Linked DNA regions of Mus musculus: region 1 is linked to region 2. The links are chromatin loops, found by intact Hi-C in ENCODE. Cell type or tissue: left cerebral cortex. All regions are shown on one strand. Links, peaks and the distances in the headings refer to the core of each region. The heading gives the core; the rest is flanking DNA. Region 1 holds the start of Vars2 (valyl-tRNA synthetase 2, mitochondrial). Region 2 has its middle 21 kb from the start of Gm4577.

Region 1 (10,671 bases), core at 1,537-9,536, 59 kb after region 2:
AGGGCCTCCCGTTCAGAGGAGATAGATGAAGCTCCCTGGAGGTCTCCTTGCTATTGGTGATACCCCACTCAACTCTGCTTCTGTCCAGGGCTCAGGAGGAAAGTACGGGGCTGCTGAGTGGCCTCCGTATCTGGCATACCCAGCTGCTCCCTGGTGGACTCCAAGGCCTCATCTTGAACCCCGTCTTCCGCCAGAACCTCCGAATTGCCCTTCTGGGTGGGTACGTCATTTCCCTCCCTTCCTGAGCTAGGCAAGGGGAACTGCTTATTACACTGGTGGGGGAGAATCTCCTGAGAGGCCTCCCCAGAGCCTCTCCCCATCCCCACCCCCACCCCTTGGAATGCTCCTTCAAGAATACATTGGACCAGGTGTGGATGTAGGGTGCAGAAAATGTCCTTTTCTTGTAGCCCTTGGGATGAGGGTAAAGACCTAGGGATGCAGGAAGCAGACAGGGTTCCTTACTCCTGTGTATCCTGGCCACAGGGGCAAGGCCTGGTCTGATGACACAAGTCAGCTGGGACCAGACAAGCATGCCCGGGACGTCCCCTCACTGGACAAGTATGCTGAGGAGCGCTGGGAGGTGAGGAGTGTGCCTCTGCTGTGCGCCCGTTCCCCCTGGGAGCCGAGGAACCGGCCTCCACTGTGCTCCGGTTCCCTGTAACCCTCGAGACCCCAGGCTCCTGACCCTTTTCGTCTCTAGGTGGTCTTGCACTTCATGGTGGGCTCCCCCAGTGCAGCTGTCAGCCAAGACCTGGCTCAGCTCCTCAGCCAGGCCGGGCTTATGAAAAGGTAAGGAGGGCAGAGCACGGCAGCTCTCCGCTCGGCCATCTCCTTGGGTCTCATATAAAATGGGTGTCTGGGGTTAGGAGGAACTGGAGAGAGCTGGCTGAGAGGAGGGGCCTAAGTGTGTGTAAGATGGACTCAGTGCAGCCTTTGCAAGCTGCCACCATCAGCCCGCTCTGTGTCTAGCACTGAACCTGGAGAGCCACCCTGCATCACTTCCGCTGGCTTCCAGTTCCTGCTACTGGACACGCCTGCCCAGCTCTGGTACTTCATGCTGCAGTATCTGCAGACAGCCCAGGTAAGAGCCAGGGCCTCGGACGGATGGCGTGCTCCTGTCCCGCTGAGTAACTCCCTCACTCCCTCTTCCTGTCTCACCTCCTGCCGCTCTGCCGCTTCCTTCCCAGAGCCGGGGCATGGATCTGGTGGAGATTCTCTCCTTCCTTTTCCAGCTCAGCTTCTCCACTCTTGGCAAGGTCAGTAGGGGGCTGGAGGGCAGGGAGGTGAGGAGAGGTTATGGAGGAAAACGGCAGTGACCACAGAACCCCCCGAGAAGGCAAAGCAAGGAGGGCACATAGGCTGGGTAGTGACCGGTGGACGTGTCATAGCCCCCAGCTGGCCATCTCTTCCCCAGGACTACTCTGTGGAGGGGATGAGTGACTCTTTGTTGAACTTCCTGCAACACCTGCGTGAGTTCGGGCTTGTTTTCCAGAGGAAGGTATGTACACCCAGCCACCTGGCCTCTAGGAGAGTCGGGTGCTGGGGTGCAGCTGCAAGACTAGGACTAGTACTTGGGTACTAGTACTAGTAGCTAGGACTGAGTACTTGGGTCATTTGAGGGAGGAGGTTTCACAGGAGGGTGGTTACCAGAAAGAGGACCCCATCTTGCCCTGTGTTCTTCCAGAGGAAGTCCCGGCGTTACTACCCCACACGCCTGGCCATCAACCTCTCATCTGGTGTCTCTGGGGCTGGGGGCACTGTGCACCAGCCAGGCTTCATTGTCGTGGAAACTAATTACCGACTGTACGCCTATACCGGTGGGTCTGTGTGGGGGTGAGTGGGTAGGGAATGCAGAGGGGAAGGACACAGGAAAAAATCCAGTTAGGACCGTGTTTCCTGGGTGGTTTATGTAGCTCCCTAGTATTTATTCCTACACTTGAGGGTGGGGCTGGAGGAAGGCAGGGCTGGGCAGCCTCCTCACTCCTCCTCCTCTATCCCTGGGGCAGAGTCGGAACTGCAGATCGCTCTCATTGCCCTTTTCTCCGAAATGCTCTATCGATTCCCCAACATGGTGGTGGCACAAGTGACCCGGGAGAGTGTGCAGCAGGCCATTGCTAGTGGCATCACAGCTCAGCAGGTATCCCTACTTGGAGTAGAGGTCGGGAGAGGGGCTGTGCTCATCCTGGGGGCCAAGGTATTCCTGTCACAGCCTCAGGTCTGTCAGGGGAGGTGGCGAGTCACCGGGGTAACCTGGAAGGTCATGGAGTGAGACGGTCTAGCTCTGAATCTGTCTCACTCCACAGTTCACGGCTGCCTTGTCTTTGCGAGCCTTACTCTGCTCCCAGTAAACAGCAGTCCAGGGGTGCTGGAAGACTAGATGTTAAGATGCTTAGCTTAGAGCCTGCTGAGATATGGTTGCTACTGCCATCTTAAAGAAAGAAAAACAAGGCAAGACTATGGAGAGAACAGATGCATCATAGAGGGACTCGCAGGAGGTGCACCTGAAAGTAACAGTAGAACAGGCCTGGGTCTTGTCAGGCTTGTGGCTAGGAGAACAGAGATGCTGTTTCAGTGACATTAGCTCAGATGACTTTCTACATTCTTCTTTTTTAAAGTTTTATTATACATAAGTACGCACCAGAAGAGAGCGTCAGATCTCATTACAGTGGTTGTGAACCACCATGTGGTTGCTGGGATTTGAACTCGGGATCTTCTGAAGAGCTGTCAGTGCTCTTACCCACTGAGCCATCTCGCCAGCCCGATTTTCTACATTCTTGTGTTTTCCTAGATAATCCATTTCCTAAGGACAAGGGCACATCCAGTGATGCTCAAACAGGTATGACTGGGTACCAAGACTCAGGGGGGCTGGCAGCCTGGGCACCTAGCCGCGAGAGGATGGATGAGAAGCCAGGTCCTATAGCCTCACCCTTGTCCTGCAGAATCCTGTGCTGCCCCCCACCATAACAGACCAGATTCGGCTGTGGGAGCTGGAAAGGGACAGACTCCGGTTCACTGAAGGTGAGTGGCTTCCGCTGACCTAATCTCAATCATTGGCTAAAGAGGTAAGGCCAGCAATTTCACGCAAAAGTTTTGTGCATTTCGTATTTGTTTCTCAAAAGGGAAGGAGAGGAAGACTGATCTTTTATTTTGGTATATTAGTAGCAGGAAATATGTCCCAAATCAGTGCAGTTTGAATTAAGCTAGGTGAGGGGATAAGAGGCAGGGTAATTCAGTCTTCTCTTTAGGTGGGTTTGCGTGGCTTTTCTTGTGGATTCTGCTGTCTTTTCGAGTGTCTGGATGCCACAGGTGTTAAAGTTGAACAGTCGACTATCCGTAGAGAATTAGTCCTAAGAACTGTGGCCTGCAGCCCCTGCCTGCATGCTGCTTGGAGGGGCAGAGACCACTGCAGCCCCTCACCTCCTGCCTGTCCCACCCGACCCCAGGCGTCCTGTATAACCAGTTCCTGTCGCAAGTGGACTTTGAACTGCTGCTGGCCCACGCGCGGGAGCTGGGCGTGCTTGTGTTCGAGAACTCGGCCAAGCGGCTGATGGTGGTGACGCCGGCAGGGCACAGCGACGTCAAGCGCTTCTGGAAGCGGCAGAAGCACAGCTCCTGAGCCGGCCAGGTCCAGCCCCGGGCGGGCAGCTTTCCAACTCAGATGTATTTTGTTTACACACCGGGATATTTCTTGTTTAATAAAATTATGGAAAAAAATCTACGCGGCTTCAGACGTCTGCCGGCGTTTCCCTACCCAACGCAGTGATACCCGCTTCTAGCCAGAAAGCCGGAGGAGCGAGAGTCTTTTACGCATGCGCCTGCGTGTCCCCGCCCACGCATGCGCGCGCACCTCGCCATGCACCTATCGGCTCTGAGTTCGCCGGGACGTTCGAGTTAGAGGCGCATGGCCGAGGTTGCGGGGGTGGGGGTGGTCCCAGGCTTCCGAACCCCAACCTTCGTGTCCGCGTCAGTGCCCGGTGACGGGCAGAGCTCCCGCCTTCTCTGGACGCCCTGGTTTCAGTGATTCCAGAGTGCTGTCCACACCGTGCGCTCCGCCCCTAGGCGGAAGGACGTAGAGTGAGAGAGGGTCCTGCGGATGGGAGTGAAGGGTTGCGACCTCCTGCATCCCATGGCCTCGTAGTGAGCAGACCTCCATCCCTTCCCAAACACTCCCGATGCCTCATTTGCCTCTGGCCTCTTTCCGGCCACCGCTCTGGGGGCTGAGGCCCTCATGGGGTCTTTCCAGGCCCCAGGCACTTTGTACACAGCCGGAGCCCCACGGCTCCCCTGTCTCTCGGAGGAACCGTGAAGCCAAACAGAAGCGCCTGCGCGAGAAACAGGCGGCCCTGGAGGCTGGGCTAGCTGAGAAGAGCAAGGTCAGGGGTCAGTCCTTGGGTCTCCCAAGACTTGGGAAGGGGCTGAAAGAGACTGGCGCAGGGATCCAGATGACTGTGGTGTATTGGGGATTGCAGCCTCCACCCCCACTCCGCAACACACACACACACCCTGTTTCCTCCCTGCAGATACCTGCAGTGCCCACTAAGGCCTGGAGTCACAAGGAGGTAGTATTGTATGAAATCCCCACCGGGCCAGGTGAAAAGAAAGGTAAAGTGTAGGGTGTGTTTTGCGATGTTGTTGCTCTTTGGTCTGCTAACATGCAGTTCAGTAGTGGATCTCTGTTCTGCTTCCACAGATGTTTCTGGGCCCCTGCCTCCTGCTTACAGTCCCCAGTATGTTGAAGCGGCCTGGTACCAGTGGTGGGTGCGAGAGGGCTTCTTCAAACCAGAGTATCAGGTCAGTGCGCGGCAGAGGGCTTCTATGAGGTCCTTAAGACAGAGTGAGTGGCCCTTGAACTTGGTGGGCACAGGCTAACTTCACAGTTGATGTTTATTTCTTTCGGCCCCTGGTTTTCTTTTTGCCTCCCCCGTGTTGGATTTCAATAATAATAATAATAATAATAATAATAATAATAAATTTGAGACACTGTTTCTCCACGTAGTCCTGGCCGTCCTGGAACTCTGTAGACGAGGCTGGCCTCAAACTCAGAGATCTGCCTTCCTCTGCCTTTTCACACGTGTGCCACTACACCTGGCCTTCTTGAAGTTCTTTTTGCCCCAAGGCACCAGAGGGTGCTGTTCCCCTAGGCAACAGCAACAACTAGTTCTCCCTCGCCTCTGACTTCCTCATTCCTTCCAGGCAAGGCTGCCCCAAGCTACAGGGGAGACCTTTTCCATGTGTATCCCACCTCCCAATGTCACCGGCTCCCTGCACATTGGCCATGCACTCACAGTGGCGATCCAGGACGCACTTGTGCGCTGGTGAGAGGCGGTGGGGCCACTGCAGTTCCCGAAGGGAAGGCTGGAAGTGAGGATCAGTGAGCTCAGAGTCCCCATGGTGTTTCTGTGGCAGGCACCGGATGCGTGGGGATCGCGTGCTGTGGATCCCCGGGTCTGATCACGCAGGAATTGCTACACAGGTGGGTCTTGTGCCCCCCTCTGCTTGGTTGAAAGTGCCGTCTTTATGTGAAGCCTGACTAGCTTTCATTTACACCTGATCCCATTTCAGGCCATGGTGGAGAAGCAGCTATGGAAGGAGCAGAGGGTGCGGAGACATGAGCTGAGCCGGGAAGACTTCCTCAGGGCCGTGTGGCAGTGGAAACATGAGTACGAGGGCAGGGCCAGTGGGATTGTCAGCACTACTTCTGACTTGTAGCATTTGGTTTTTCTGGCCTTGTGCTTCACTGTCTCGGAGCAGAGGGAATGATGTCTGAGCCAAGAGTGTGTGTGTGTGCGTGTGTGTCACAATGTGCACATTTGTCTGTATACTGTGCTCATGTTAGAATGCACACACGTGTGTACTATGCTTGTGTTGGGATGCACACTTGTGTGTCCTATGCTCATGTTAGGATGCACACATTTATGTGTATATGGATGGATATATACAAATGTGTGGTTTATTTAACCTCCTTGTCTTATTTTCCTTTGGACTTCATCACCTCTCCCATGCCCCTGGGCCTTCCTATGTCTGTGGTGGTCATGTGCTTCTCTCTCTCTTTCTCTCTCATTTTCTCTCTCTCTTTCTCTCTCTCTCACACACACACACATTTTTCACAAAGTGGCTGCTCCCGATAGGTGTGTACAGGCCTTGGCCCATGGGCCTCTTGCATCCCAGTGTAGCTGTGAATTGTAAACTTAAAACCTTTTGAGGACTTTTTGCTTTACTACATAATTCTCAAATGTAAACTTTGTACATGGCAATGACCTGTTACGGTGTTATGCAAAACGAATGCATGTATGTATGTGCATGTATGTGCCTCCAACCAGTGGGCTACAGCTTAGACACTACTGGTTGTAGCCTAAAATAGCCATCCATCCTGTGTGTCTCAGAGAAGCCAAAGGTTTAGATAACCCTGCAGAGACCTTTCTGTATCTTTTAAAGCCATAGGACGCCCCACCCCAGGTGTGTGGTTCTATCTCCATCAGCGGGGTCAGCTCTATGCGCACTTTATTTCCTCCGGTACCTGGCATTGGCGAGCACCTATGGTTAGTGCTGGGAGGTGCTCTGGTCATATTTACTGATAGAAATCTCTGGTGCAGGAAAGGAGGGGAGATCTATGAACAGCTGTGTGCTCTGGGTGCCTCTCTGGACTGGGATCGAGAGTGTTTCACCATGGATGCCGTGAGTTCATGCCACAGACCCTGTGGGTTTGGGCGGGTGGGGGGGTGTATGTGTGCTAAAGACCAGTGTGGGAAGTGTTGGTAGAGGGATGAGGGAATCCCTGAGTTCAGCAGAGGGAGGGAGGACGTCAGGTATGGACATTCAGATCGTTCCAGGGCTCCTCAGCAGCTGTGACGGAAGCTTTCGTGCGACTCTACAACTCGGGATTGTTGTACCGGAACCGCCAGCTTGTCAACTGGTCATGTACTTTGCGATCGGCCATCTCAGACATTGAGGTGAGGGAGAGGAAGAAAGACAGATTGACGGAGTGAGGTCCTTGCGGCCGCCACAGGTGTCTGTATTTGATTTTTCTCAAGCTCCAATCACTCTGCTTCTCCACGTGCCAATCAGAGGGTGGCATGTGACCTGTGGGGACAGTGGAAGAGCCACAGAGTTCCCGCTGTGCTCAGCAGAGCGGTCTGCCATGGGAGTGAGCTCCGTGACTTTACTGTGGGTGGGAGGGCACGGAAGCAGGGTGGAGAGCTGTAAGGAGCCCTGGATGTGAGCACCACAGAGAGACTTCTCTTTCCTGCCTCCTCAACCCTCCAGGTGGAAAGCCGGCCTCTGCCTGGCCGCACGGTGCTGCAGCTGCCCGGATGCCCAACCCCTGTGTCTTTTGGGCTCCTTGCTTCTGTTGCTTTCCCTGTGGATGGAGAGCCTGGTGAGTGTGGTCCTGAAAGTTGCCCTCTTCCCCTTGCTTCCCGTTTTCTCAAGTCTGTGAGGTTTCCGGGGCCCCTGGTAGGTTTGCACTGTTGTGGGTACTTATTCTGGAGGGGAAGAAAAGGTACGAGGTCCTCTTCATTGGGAACCTAGTGTGACTCTGTGAGGTCTTCCACTAAGAGATCAGTTCTGAGCTAGTGACAAGTGTACCTGAGATCACAGCCTTTGGGGGCAGAAGTGGGAGGATTCCAAGTTCAAGGCTCGCCTGGTCTACATAGTAAGTTCCAAGCCAGCCACAGCTACATGAGGCCCTGTCTTAGTAAAACAATGCAGAAGATTAGTTCTAAAGTGTAGTTTGTTAGTTACCTGCACTCCTGATAGTTCAGAGCAGAGAAGGAGGCAGGCTGCTCCCCCTCCCCCCTCCCCTCCTCCTTCCTGCTCCAGCTCTTACTTACTTCCCCTGTGTGGGAGAGAGGGCAAGGGGTGATGGCTGACCTCAGTGCTTGAATGCTTGTCTCCAGACACAGAGATTGTGGTGGGAACCACCAGGCCAGAGACCCTGCCTGGAGATGTGGCTGTGGCCGTTCATCCAGATGACCCGAGATACACGGTGAGTAGGGTGTGCCTGCACCAGGCCCTCCCACCCTACAGTGCCCCCTTTCTTGTTAGACGCTCCTTCTGAGACCCCCCCTCAGCTCTGCGGCGGCTCTCACTAACCATGGCCTCCAGACCAAATGCAGCTGCTGCCCTTCTGGGTATCAGCCACACTAATTGGCTTATGCTTCCTATGGCTGCCTTCACAGTGATAGCAGTGAGGGATTGTCCAGGGACTGCTTCTTGGCTCACTCAGAAGTCTGATGCTAGGTCTTGCTCTAACTCCTGCCTTGTGATCTCTACCCTCTTGCTCTAGGGTTCTCATGGCCCAAACCCTCTGTCCTATACTCCTGCCTGTTCCTAATGGCTCACCTTCCCTCTAGCATTTACATGGGCGACAGCTCCGTCATCCTTTGACAGGACAGCTTCTCCCCCTCATCACAGACACCACTGTTCAGCCACATGTGGGCACAGGTGTGTGGAAGTCGGGTCCAGGGAGGGAGGGAAAGGAACAGGAGGAGAACATGAGAGCTGGGGGTGGGGATGATGGAGGCAGGAGGGGATGAGGGTGGGATGTGGGGATGATGGAGGCAGGAGGGGATGAGGGTGGGATGTGGGGATGATGGAGGCAAGAGGGGATGAGGGTGGGATGTGGGGATGATGGAGGCAGGAGGGGATGAGGGTGGGATGTGGGGATGATGGAGGCAGGAGGGGATGAGGGTGGGATGTGGGGATGATGGAGGCAGGAGGGGATGAGGGTGGGATGTGGGGATGATGGAGGCAGGAGGGGATGAGGGTGGGATGTGGGGATGATGGAGGCAAGAGGGGATGAGGGTGGGATGTGGGGATGATGGAGGCAGGAGGGGATGAGGGTGGGATGTGGGGATGATGGAGGCAGGAGGGGATGAGGGTGGGATGTGGGGATGATGGAGGCAGGAGGGGATGAGGGTGGGATGTGGGGATGATGGAGGCAGGAGGGGATGAGGGTGGGATGTGGGGATGATGGAGGCAGGAGGGCATGAGGGTGGGATGTGGGGATGATGGAGGTAGGAGGGGATGAGGGTGGGATGTGGGGATGATGGAGGCAGGAGGGGATGAGGGTGGGATGTGGGGATGATGGAGGCAAGAGGGGATGAGGGTGGGATGTGGGGATGATGGAGGCAGGAGGAGATGAGGCATGAGATGTAGTGTTTCTTAAATCCCAAAGCCAAGGTTAGTGCCAGTCTCAGAGCAGCTGTTTCCCCCAGGGGCAGTGAAGGTGACTCCTGCTCACAGTCCAATAGATGCTGAGATAGGGACCCGGCATGGCCTGACCCCACTGAGTGTCATTGCAGAGGATGGGACCATGACATCCCTCTGTGGAGACTGGCTGCAGGTAGGTGGAGCCTTGGTGGTACCCTGTCTCCTATAGGTGCCCTCTGCCCTGCCTCCCCATCTAGTCTGAAGCCTCTGATATTGTCACGTTCCCCCAGGGCCTTCATCGATTTGTGGCCCGGGAAAAGATCATGTGCACACTGAGGGAGCAGGGCCTATTCCGGGGCCTACAGGAGCACCCCATGGTACTGCCCATCTGCAGGTATCCCCATCTTAATCCTTCCTTAGGCTCATCCCAAGAGAAATGGACGAAGCTTACGAGGGACAGCAGGATGGGCTCAGTACCCTGACCAGAGTGTAGGCTCTGTTTGAGTTGGGGTCCTGTGACCCACCCTGGCCTGTCAAGTGTGGGATCATAATATAAAGGGTGCCACCAGGCTGGGCTTCTGTGAGACTTTGTCCAGCTGTTCCTAAGTGCACAGGGCCTCTCACTTGCTGTCCTTGCAGCCGTTCCGGGGACGTGGTGGAGTACCTGCTGAAGAGCCAGTGGTTTGTCCGCTGCCAGGAAATGGGGGACCTAGCTGCCAAGGCAAGGCCCCGTATGGGGAGGGACTGGGCCTCGAGTGGGAGCTTCTGAGAAGTGTGATACAGCTCAGAGAGGAGAGCTCCTGTCATAAGGGCTCTGGTAGCGACGGGCTAGGGGCCTGGAGGGCTGGCCTCTTCCCTTGTTCTAGCCCAGAATCTTCTTGCACAGCATGCAAGGTCCCTTCTGAGGTTTTTGATGTTTTGGGGGGAGAAAAGGAGATGGCTTAGCAGGTGAAGGCACTAGCTGCTAAGCTTAGCCTTGGGACATCCCCCAAACCCGAATGGTGGGAGGAGAGAGCCAAGTCCCCAAGTTGTCCTATGACCTCCATACTTGTGTGTGCATACATCATATGTGTACACAAATAGTATACATACATGCAGAAGTTTTAAAACTTTAAAACTATTTAATTGTGTGTGTGCTATGTGAAGACAAGATGAACTCAGGCTGTCACTGTGTGAGCCAAGCTCTTTGCTTGCTAGGCTGTCTCACTGGCCACCCTTCTGAGGTTTTTTGTTTGGTTGGTTTTGAGACAGGGCCTCACTGTGTAGTCCTGGCTGACCTGGAACTCACAGGGCTCCTCCCACCTCTGTCTGGGATTAAGGGCATCCACCACCTTTTTTAACAGGCTGTGGAGTCAGGGGCTCTGGAGCTCTGGCCCTCCTTCCACCAGAAGAGCTGGCAACACTGGTTTGCCCACATTGGGTAAGGAGGCCTTCCATGAAGGTGGGAGGGGGACCCTGCGGTCAGGTCGAGGTGTCAGCGGTGTCCTCTTTGACAGGGACTGGTGTGTCTCCCGGCAGCTG
Region 2 (10,671 bases), core at 1,180-9,179:
GTGTCTGGGTTTGGTGACTGTCTATGGGGAACCGTTCTTTTGTCTCCAAGGCTGCATCTGCCTCTGGCCTTCACATTCTGTGGGCGGTTTTCTTAGCCACTATTTTCTGCCTACATTGCAATACTGATTTTTAGATGCTCTTTCCATCTCTGCACTCCTTCTTCTCCTCTCTCCTTCCTGTCTCCTGACTGCAGTTGCTGGCCCCAGAGGTAGGTAGGTGCCCAGGAGGTTTTGTACGGCAACTGGGACTCCTGGCCTGGGATGACCCTTGGGAATGACCCACAGAGCCAGGGAAGTGAAGCCCAGATGCAGCGGAATTCCCCATGGAAACTCATAGGCTCCCCCAGGCCAGTGTCCCAGGCAAGGAGTTATTTGTAATTTTTTTCTTTTTTTTTTAAAGATTCATTTATTTATTATATGTAAGTACACTGTAGCTGTCTTCAGACAATCCAGAAGAGGGAATCAGATCTTGTTATGGATGGTTGTGAGCCACCATCTGGTTGCTGGGATTTGAACTCTGAACCTTTGGAAGAGCAGTCAGGTGCTCTTACCCACTGAGCCATCTCACCAGCCCCCCCCCCCTTTTTTTTCCTGAAGATAGTGAAAGAGAGACAGGGAGAGGCAAATCCCAGCTTCTGATGTACTTTACTTATTTATTTTGAGATAAGGTCTCATATACCCTAGGCTGGTCTTCAAATCATCTTGTAGCCTGAGATGACTGTCTTAGTCAGGGTTTCTATTCCTGCACAAACATCATGACCAAGAAGCAAGTTGGGGAGGAAAGGGTTTATTCAGCTTACACTTCCATACTGCTGTTTACCACCAAGGAAGTCAGGACTGGAACTCAAACAGGTTAGGAAGCAGGAGCTGATGCAGAGGCCATGGAGGGATGTTCTTTACTGGCTTGCTTCCTCTGGCTTGCTCAGCCTGCTCTCTTATAGAACCCAAGACTACCAGCCCAGAGATGGTCCCACCCACAAGGGGCCTTTCCCCCTTGATCACTAGTTGAGAAAATGCCTTACAGTTGGATCTCATGGAGGCATTTTCTCAACTGAAGCTCCTTTCTCTGTGATAACTCCAGCTGTGTCAAGTTGACACAAAACTAGCCAGTACAATGATCCTGAACTTCTGATCCTCCTGTTTCTACTTCCCTGGTGCTGGGATGACGTGAATTCATCACCATGCTTAGTTCGGATGTTGCTGGGACTTGAACTCAGGGTGCTAGGCTTTTGCTGCAAGCACTTTCACTTACTGAGCCATTTACCGGCCCCCAACTTGGCTGTCTTTTGCTTGCTTTTTAAAAAAAGATTTATTTAGGGCTGGTGAGATGGTTCAGTGGTCAAGAACACCAGCAGCCACATGGTGGCTCACAACCATCCACAACAAATAAAAAACTTATGGGCCAGAGCGAGTGGGGCTGAAGCAAGAGGGAGAAAGGGAAGGGATTCATTTATTTCTATCATGCATGTATGGTTGTTTTTGCTTGCATGTATGTCTATGCATCATATGTATTCATTGCCTTTGGAAGGAAGCCAGAATACCCTAGAACTAGCGTTTTAGACAGCTATCAAGTGCCACATGGGTGCTAGGAATGGAATCTAGGTTCTCTGGAAGAGCAGGCAATGCTTTAGCTACTGGCCCATCTCTATAGCACCCCCTGCTCCCATTTTTCTCTCTTTTTTTTTTTTTTTTTTTTTTTGAGACAGGGCCTCACTATGTATCTCTGTCTATCCTGGAACTCTCTGTAACCCAGCTGGCTTCAGACTCACAGAGGCCCCTTAAGGATGGGGTATTAAAGGTATGAACCTGGCCCCAACATAGGGTTTTAAACTGTTTCCTCCTGCTCCTCCTGCTCCTCCTCTTCCTTCTCTCCCTCCTCCTTCTTCTTCTTTTGTTTACAAGACATAGTTTCGCCAGGCGTGGTGGCATACACCTTTAGTCCCAGCACTTGGGAGGCAGAGGCAGACAGATTTCTGAGTTCGAGGCCAGCCTGGTCTACAAAGTTCCAGAACAGAGTCTCGAAAAACCCTGTCTCGAAAAACCAAAAAAAAAAAAAAAGGCATAGTTTCTCTGTGTAGCCCTGGCTGCCTGGAACTCTGTAGATCAGGCCAACCTGGAACTTAGACATCCACCTGCCTCTGCCTCCCTATTTGGGGTTAAAGGTGTGTGCCGTCACTGCCTGACTAAGTATTTTTCTTTAATAGGGGGCTTCTCACTGCCATGTCTTAGAAGCTGCAGGACTAACTTCTCTGGCTCAGTAGCAGGGCATCTATCTCTGCATGGGTGTTAATTACTGTGGCTTTAAGCACCTTAACAACCTCCAATCACATGCAAATCTCTCCAGGCTCAAGTGGAAGGCCCGGTAGGGTAGCGGAAACTGAGAACCAAGGAAAGTATGTCACCCTCCTCCCAACCTGGAGAATGCATTTGAGGAGCTGTGATCTCCAGGGTTGTGCCAACATTTAGTCCCCGAGAGTCCCTGGCTCTCATGTGTGCTCGGGACCTCTCCTCCCTCAAAACCAGGGTGCCCAGGGTGTAGCGGAGTTCTAAAAGCCCAGTGAGTACATTGTCCAATGTTGCAAATCCTCCTTGATTTCGTCAATGGTTGCTTCCAGCAGAGGCCGAGCCCAAGAGCTGCCCCCTCTGGATGCCTCTTCTGACACACCCTTCTCAGCGGCGCAGGACAGGTGCTCCAAACAGGATGCTGCAGAGGCAGTGGGCCCTCCTTTGCAATATGCAGCAGGTTTGTCTTAGCCACAGGAAACAGATTCTAAGATCCCCAAGTGTGAGCAAACATTCCTGAAAAGAAGCCATGTCTGGCTGTGGACAAAAGGGCTCCTGGAAGGAGTTTCTGTGTCTCCAGAGACTGAAGGACAGGTTGGGGTTTCAGTGATGTGCAGAGATTGGACTGTTGTAGGTTCAGAGGCTAATTACTTTATCTGGGTTAGTTTTACCTTCTAGAACAGCCATTCCTTGCCCCCCCTCCCCCCGCTGTATCTGAACGTTAGTTATCCCCATGATAATAAATAAAAACCGCTTGGAAGCTACTAGCTCAGCGGAACACTAGCTTCCACCAATCCCAGAGCTAAGATGTCATCAGATAGCATCTTGCATCAGATAGCATCTTGGCCTAGAAAGTCTCCATGTGACTGCCTCGCTGTGTGCCTACCGATGTGTTTTCAGCTTATCTTGATTTATGACTTTGTGAATGGAAAAAAAAAAAACAAAGAAAAGAGAAAAGGAAGAACATGGCTGTTCCTGTGTGTGTAGATAAAAGGGGCCACTTAGCTAGAGGCAGGGACGTCTGGGAGAGCCAGTGTGAGCATGGCACCCTGAGCCAGGCCATGTGAGGAGAGGGGAGAGGCAAGAGGGTAGGCAAAAAAGTCAGGTAACCAAAATGGCTGAATTATATAGGAAGGGCAGGCCAGCCCCTGGGTTGGAGTAATTTAGGGTAGGGGGCAGGATATGCCAGCCATACCCTGTAACAGGTAGGAACCAAGAGATTCTGGGAGAACCTGCCAGCCAGGTCTGCTTTGATATGCTCAGTAGGCACCTCAGCAGTTTGTCCTGGGTTTGAGACCTAGCTCTCTGTTCTGTAAAACTATAAAAATGTTGGAACAGGGAATTTGGGAGTAACATAAATTTGTGTTCCTGGGCCACAGTCAGCCATAAAGTCTCCAGAATAAACTCTCTCTTATTGCTTTTCAGATGAAAGCTTTATGTCTTTAGGTTGTCACAGGGAATGTGTCTAAAGCCAGACAGTAACAGCCTGTGTGGATGCTTCATGTTTGCCTGATATATCAGGAGGAGGCCAGGAGTGTCAGGCCACTTAAAGCTTATGGGCTGCTCAATGGGTTCTGGGAAGCAAAATCCTGTCCTCTGCAAGAGCAGTATGTACGTGCCTGTGTGCCTTTAACTGCTGAACCATCTCTGCAGCCTCTAGCTTTTTTATTTTTATTTTATTTTTGTAAAGATAGGGTTACCTTGAATTCCTTCTGCCTCTATCTCTCAAGTTTTAGGATTCCAGGCACATGCCATCATCTGTTGCTTAATTGATAAACTAGGTACAATAAGAAATTAACAACAGCTAATCATAGGACAATTATAACGGTATCCCCTATAGGAGGCATTTAGAACTATGACTGTTTGTTTCTGGAATTCTCCACTCCATATTTTGTGGCGTGGCTGACACAGGAGCGTTTGAAAATGTGAAGACTAAAGCTTTAGATAAAGGGCAGCTACTGTACTGAGAATGAGGCCCCGTGCCAGGGACAGGCACAGTAACCCTGCGGTCCTGGCACCTTTTGCAGGGCGGGGATTTGGGCATGCAGCGGAATGGAGCCCTGTGAAGTCGTCTCAAAGTTACTTTAGACAAGCTGCATAGCCAGACTGTCTCCTGGGCCGCCTGTGCAAGTTTGTTCCAGAGGCCAGTTCTTCCTGGAACTGGGTGTCAGCTCAGGACAGAGAATGCCAGGAGTGAAAGTTGGCGCTGAAGGGAAAAAAATCCAGTCCTTCAGGAGATCTCAGATTGCATGGCTGCGCTGGGCGGGGCTTGCAGTTCAGAAGGAGGCCACCAGGGGACGCCCTTTCCACACTTCACACCTAGAGGGCACGCGCGCGTCTGTGTGCACTGCAAATGGCTTTTCTGTGAGTGCAAAGTCATGATTCAGCTTTCCTAACTGACCTATTCAACCCAGTCTTCTGCAGCAGCTTGGATCTGTCGCACTTCTGAGTTACACGTGCCTCTAGTTATGTAACACAACAACCCTTGACAATGTGCTGGGGAAGAGCAGTAAGGGCTCTCACTTTTCAAATGCCATTGGGACTTCTCCTTTGCTGTCAGGGTCACAGTACAGGGGTTGGAGACCCAGCAGAGGGATGAGACGGGTGCGGGTGCTGACCCATGAGCCCCTGCTTCTAGATGAATTCCACCACTCTCCAGAAGGTACCATCAGTGGCATTAAGAGGTTCAAGGCCAGCCAGACTATGGTGGCGCATGCCTTTAATACCAGCACTTGGGAGGCAGAAGCAAGTGACCTCTGAAGACAGCCTGATCTACAAAGCAAGATCCAGGACAGCCAAGGTTACACAGAGAAACCCTGTCTCAAACACTTCAATCTTTCCTCTCCCACCCCACACACACAAAAAAAGGTTGAGGACCACTGGCAAATTCTCCTTACTTCTGCCAGGTGTTATAGAGGCCAGGGTGGAGCTTCAGCAGTGTGGCTCAGGGCCTGTCAGGCTGACCTGCCCACCCAGCACAGGCGAGCGGAGGACATAAGGGCAGAAAATGGAGTGAGGGCTGAAGAGGCAGCCTAAGCCTAAGGTGACAAGCACCCGAGGGCCTAGCCCAGCTTTTGTTTGAATGGCATAAAGAGTGTCTTGCAATGCCATACACACTGTGCCTCTAGCAAAGCACTGCTCAGAGCAGCAAAGATGGTGTTGGAACACCATCCAGTAATACCATAAGTATTTCAGGATTATGGGACCTGAATGGCTCTGAGGATGCTTCGTTTTTCTAGAAAAGGACCATGTTCAATGCCGGTGCTACCAGACTGTCGATGTGTAGGGATGGGGTCTAAGTTGGGAGAGGATAGAGGAGCTGAGGTGCTGGATACCCTGCGGCGTCTGTGAGGGGGGCCGAGAGCCTGGATGGCAGTCAGCAGGTGAATGCTCACCTTGCGGCTTTTGCAAAGGGGAGACAGCTGAGTCAGTGGCAGGATGGAGGACACAGAAGGTGTTGTGATTATAAAAAGATAAAGAAATATTAAGTTATGTTCTAAGGGGGATGTGGGGAGGTGTGGGGGGAGGGGGTGTCTCAGCGGGCCCATGTCAAGGCATCCCTTCCCCCTGAGGGACCAGCCACACGATGGTATAGTATAGAATAGAGTTTTGTCAGGGTGTGGGGAGGAGAGTTAGGAGGGTAGCAGAGGCAGAAAGAGGAAGAGAGTAGGGAAGTAGAGGCTGGCCATGAACAGGTGGAGAGTGGGGGCAAGGGAATGGGTGGGAAGAGAGGAGGAGCAAGGGGGCAAGAGAGAGAAGCAGGGGTAAGAGAGGGAGGAGGGGGCAAGCAGCCCCGTTTATGTGGGCCAGACCACTGTTGCCAGGTAACTGTGGGGGTGGGGTTTAGACAGAATGCCAACAGAAGACACCCCCTTGCTGGGTCTCCTCAGCAAGCCAGGGCGAGGAGTCACAGCTCACGTTCTGCCAGGCATTCACAGTCGATGCAATAGCGTGGCTGTGACCTGGACACCTGAGGATCAAGAACACCCAGGATCCCTGTGTGGAGCTAATGTCTCTCACCCAGCATCTCTTTTTCATGTGTGCCTGGTGCCCAGGGAAGTCAGAAGAGGGTGCTGAATACTCTGCACCAGGAGTTACTGATGGGTGTGAACCACATGTGGGTACTGAGAACCGAACCCAGGTCCTCTGCAAGGGCAACAGGTGCACATGAACCCTCTGCGCCACCCCTCCAGCCCGGATAGTCTCCTTTTCATCTAAAGGATGAGAGAGATGGGAAGATGGCTCTGTGACCAAGAGCACTCACTACTCTGCAGAGGTCCTAAGCTTGGTTCCTAGAACCCACATCAGGGGGCTCACAACTGCTTGTAACTCCAGCTCCAGGGTTTCTTGTTTTTGTTTTTGTTTTTTTCGAGACAGGGATTCTCTGTGTAGTCCTGACTGTCCTGGAACTCACTCTGTAGACCAGGCTGGCCTCAAACTCAGAAATCCACCTGCCTCTGCCTCTGCCTCCGCCTCCGCCTCCGCCTCCGCCTCCGCCTCCGCCTCCGCCTCCGCCTCCGCCTCCGCCTCCGCCTCCGCCTCCGCCTCCGCCTCCGCCTCCCAGGTGCTGGGATTAAAGACGTGTGCCACTGCCACCCAGCTGCTCCAGGGTTTCTAACACCTCTTCTCAATTCCATGGACACCTGCTGTTGCAGTTTGAATATGGGGGGCCGCATAGGGAGTGGCATTGTTAGGAGGTGGCCTTGCTGGAGGAAGTGTGTCACTGCGGAGTGGGCTTTAGAGGTCTCCTTCCTCGAAAGGAAAATTATTTCGGATGGAGAATCCTTCGGTTAGTTTATTGTTGTTTGACAAGATCCCAAACTCACTGTACGGGTCCCAAACTGATTTAGAATCCCAGGCTGCTTTTGAGTTCTGAGTTTGAGCGAAATTATTACAGGTCTGGCTAACTCTGAAGCAGCCCCAGTAGGAATAAGAAAATTTATCAAAACCTGCTTAGGTGGGGTGGCTCATGCCTTCAATCTCAGGACTCAGTGGGTAGAGGCAGGGGGAATCCCCGTGAGTTCCACACCAGCGGTCAGAAAAGGGCATCCGATCTCCTGGAACTGGAGCTGCGGATGGTTGTGAGCTGTCTGTCACATGGGTGTTGGGAACTGAACTCAGGTCCTTCGGAAGAGCAGCCTGTGCTCTTAGCTGCTGGGCCACTTCTCCAACCCCGGTGTTTTCAAGAGTAAGTGGCCAAGAGCTGTCAAAGGCCTGAGGGATGTGGCGCTGGCGCCTAGCTCCAAATCCTTTCGGTTGTAGCTGGTGAGGAATATTTTAAAATTTCCCCTCCACCACCTTCTTGCTATCCCTCTCCAATCCCAGCATGCTCAGCAGAGGAATTTGATTTCCTGTTTCAGAGAAACGTTCCTGTTTCTGGGAAGCAAAGGGAATCAGGACAGTTCACCTTTGTGCTTGATATCTTCCTTGGTATTGTTTTCTGTTTTATTTTTTGATACAGAGTCCCGATATCTAGTCCAGGCAGGCCTTGACCTCATGGTAATCCTTCTGGCTCTGCCTCCTGAGTGCTGGCTGATTAAAAAAAAAAAAAAAAAACATGGGATACAGAACAGCGTGTAGGAGAAACTGTTCACAGACTCTTAGGTGCCAATCATTCTGCCAAACTGGTACCTTTGCAAAAGGGTTGCATGAAGCCAGGGAGTGTGGCTCATGCCTGAAGTCCCAAAACTCAGGAGCTGAGGCAGGAGGATTGCTGTGAGCTCCAACCTCCCCCAACCCTCATGGGTTACATAATGAGATATGATCCCAAAATGAAAGACTGAAGGAACACCACGGTTGCATGAAACAGGTGTTAGTTCCTGGCTGTGTCCCCTTCCAGGATCCCCAAGCTCCACTAAGCCAGACAGTCATCTTTGCACTCCACCAGCCCTCAGCTTGTGTGGTCCACATCAGCCTCAGGAGTTCTGCCCCAGGACAAGCCATCCAGAGCTCGAATGTTCTCACTGCCAAAATCCCGAGGTCTCCTGGTGGCACGGACTCCACTACTTGTCTACGTGAGGCTATTTGTGGACTCGGGAGTCCATGCCTGGCCAGCCACGGCTTGTCCAGGTACTCCCTACCTCCCACTCTGCTCCGTAGGGAGCCTCCCCTGAGGGCTTGCTGGGCTGTGAGCTGCGGAAGTAGGGACAGCTCCATGGCTTCCCAGAACAAGGACTCTTCCTCTTGGCTTCCCTCAAAGGCCCTGGGCTCTCTGCATACCTCCTATCACATGATCCTCACCAGACATTCCAGGCTCTATCCCACAGAAGCCTTCTGAACTCTGGCCTCCTAGGCCAAGGGAGTCCAAAGTCCTTTTTCTTCGTTTGTAAGTGAGGTCAGGTAAAGAAAAGAAAAGCGTAAATTACCTTCACTCACTCGGCCTCCCACAAGTCTGTGTCTTATGGTCAGAAAACTGCTGCCACTGGTGGTGCTGTGGCGGTAGCCCTATGGGAGTGACCTCAGCTCTGAACTGAAGGTGCACTGTGGAATGTCTTGAGGACATTTTTGTTATTTTTGTCTGAACAAAGTCTCATGTAGGTAGCCCAGGTTAGCTATGTAGCTCAGGATGACCCTGAACTGTTAATCTTCCTGACTCTACTCCTCAAGTGCTATGATTATGGATATGGGCCACCATGCTTGACTAGGACATAAAAAAATGTTTTTTCGGTGACAGGGGACCAAACTCAGGGCCTTAGGCTAAGCAAGAGCTCTATCAGTTCTGCTCCAGGCTCCGAGCCTTTGTACTGTCTTTCTTTTTTGATACAGAGTCTTAGTAGTTTCCTCAGCCTGACCTTGAATTCCTGGTCTCAAATAATCCTCCTGCCTCAGTTTCCCAAGATAATACAAACATGCACCATAGCACTTGGCCTAAGGGCAGCCTTAGAAAACATTAGTCATGTATATGTGTGGCTGAGTGAGTAAGTGTACGTTTGTGCTCTCAGGGTCCAAAAGAGAGCCGCAGACCCCAAAATCTAGAGCTGAACCCATTGTGAGCTGCTCTGGGGAGCCTGGGGGGAGGTGAAGGTCCCGGGCACTGCACTCGGGTCCTCTGGCAGAGCAGTATAGGCATGTCTCCAGCCCCACAAAGCAATTTTTGTTGTTGTTGTTGGGTGCCCAGTACAGCCAATGTGGACCCAAGAGGGAAGGAAAAAAAAAAAAAGAGTGATAAGAAAGAATGTGAAGGTGAAACAGAGCAGAAGACAGAAAACTAGTAGCGGTGGGAGGACTCACGCAGGAGTGGGGTGGGTCGCAGAGAGGAAAAAAAGAAAGGTGTGAGAGACGGTGGTGTCGAGGAGGGGGAGGAGGAGGGGAGGCAACGCAGTGAGGGAAAAAAGAAGAAAGGTGTGAGGGGCAGCCGTGGCGGGGGTGGCTGCCAAGCCCTGCCTGGAGAAGGCTGGCGTTCCCAGTCCCTGGGGGCTGGCAGTGGCCTCCCATCTCGCCTCCCTCTTCTCCCAGCGAGATGCTGACATCGGTCTCTGGCGCCTTCCCCATCTCTTTAATATGCGGAGTGTGGAAATGTGTGTTGCTCATTCCTCACAAGCAGCTGGAGACTGAGATAACTCCCTCCCTGGAATGTAGAGAATTTGGGGGTGCTGCAGAGAGGCAGAGAGCGAGCTAGCGAGAGGGCCTCTCGGAGCTGTCAGCAGGACCTGGACAGGATCCATCTCTGAAGGAGCTGGGCCTCAGGACTGGGGGAGGGGTGGATGGCAGTCTTAGAGAAGGGTCCCTGGGATACTGGTATGTGGTTATGCCTGTAGGGACCGTGCCTTAAAAAGATAGGAAGTGGGGACTGGAGAGATGGCTCAGCAGTTAAGAGAATTGACTGCTCTGCCAGAGGTCCTGAGTTCAATTCCCAACAACCACTTGGTGGCTCACAACCCTCTATGCGGGGATCTAATGCCCTCTTCTGGCATGCAGGTGGACATGCAGATAGAGCACTCACACATAAAATAAATAAATCTTAAAAACAAAAACCAAAGAAGTGGAAAATCGATGCTGAAGCCACACGCTCCCATCTTGCTGTGCAGTTGGAAACTGAGTGCCCCAGGGCCTTCTTTGTGATTTCTTGTCCCTCTCAGCTGAGCAGGGACTCTAATGTCCTCCTTATCCTTCAAGGTTAAAATTCAAGGACAGCAGCACCCAGGCCAAGGACCCATCTCTGTCCCCTGAGCAGCCCTATCTGGGGTGTCTGATGGCCGGGAGCCCACCTGACCCAGCCTCTCTATTCAGTCTGTCAACCCCTTTTGGCAATTCTCATAGACACCTCAGGTCTGTGACCCACAGCTGTTGCTCAGACTGTCGCCTTGTAACTTGAAACTATGAATGCTGGCCATAGGAAACATTTGTCAATTGCGGGGTAGGAGGGAAGATGTTTGTCCACTGTTGTGG

What was found. Peaks named below come from ENCODE experiments on the same cell type or tissue, not always from the same donor. Only the 100,000 strongest peaks of a DNase experiment are listed, where the experiment ranks them.
Region 1: it touches region 2 in a loop (2.6-fold over the local background); 2 of 42 quality-filtered maps call a loop at or near these places.

Annotation. Positions count from the first base shown.
Region 1 is chr17:35,660,775-35,671,445 of GRCm38, reverse strand. Vars2 (valyl-tRNA synthetase 2, mitochondrial) reads left to right here and starts at 3,854. Exons shown (of 29, transcript NM_175137.4): 1 at 3,854-4,373; 2 at 4,521-4,602; 3 at 4,691-4,791; 4 at 5,194-5,315; 5 at 5,407-5,473; 6 at 5,563-5,660; 7 at 6,594-6,675; 8 at 6,831-6,950; 9 at 7,264-7,375; 10 at 7,896-7,984; 11 at 8,352-8,442; 12 at 9,216-9,343; 13 at 9,441-9,544; 14 at 9,790-9,871; 2 more. The coding sequence starts at 4,173. It overlaps Gtf2h4 (general transcription factor II H, polypeptide 4), which reads left to right. Exons shown (of 14, transcript NM_010364.4): 4 at 89-220; 5 at 484-580; 6 at 701-789; 7 at 970-1,081; 8 at 1,188-1,256; 9 at 1,415-1,498; 10 at 1,685-1,817; 11 at 2,007-2,137; 12 at 2,789-2,836; 13 at 2,940-3,018; 14 at 3,444-3,718. The coding sequence ends at 3,616. In left cerebral cortex, for the core only: CTCF peaks have their summits at 3,584 and 5,116 (motif pointing right); DNase peaks (open chromatin) are centred at 4,276, 4,518, 4,628, 5,170 and 1 more place; H3K4me3 peaks cover 1,799 bases; H3K27ac peaks cover 1,482 bases.
Region 2 is chr17:35,719,689-35,730,359 of GRCm38, reverse strand. No RefSeq gene overlaps it. Among named protein-coding and RNA genes, the nearest start is that of Gm4577, 21 kb to the right of the region's middle. RefSeq lists an enhancer at 8,575-10,507. In left cerebral cortex, for the core only: a CTCF peak has its summit at 4,562 (motif pointing right); a DNase peak (open chromatin) is centred at 4,583.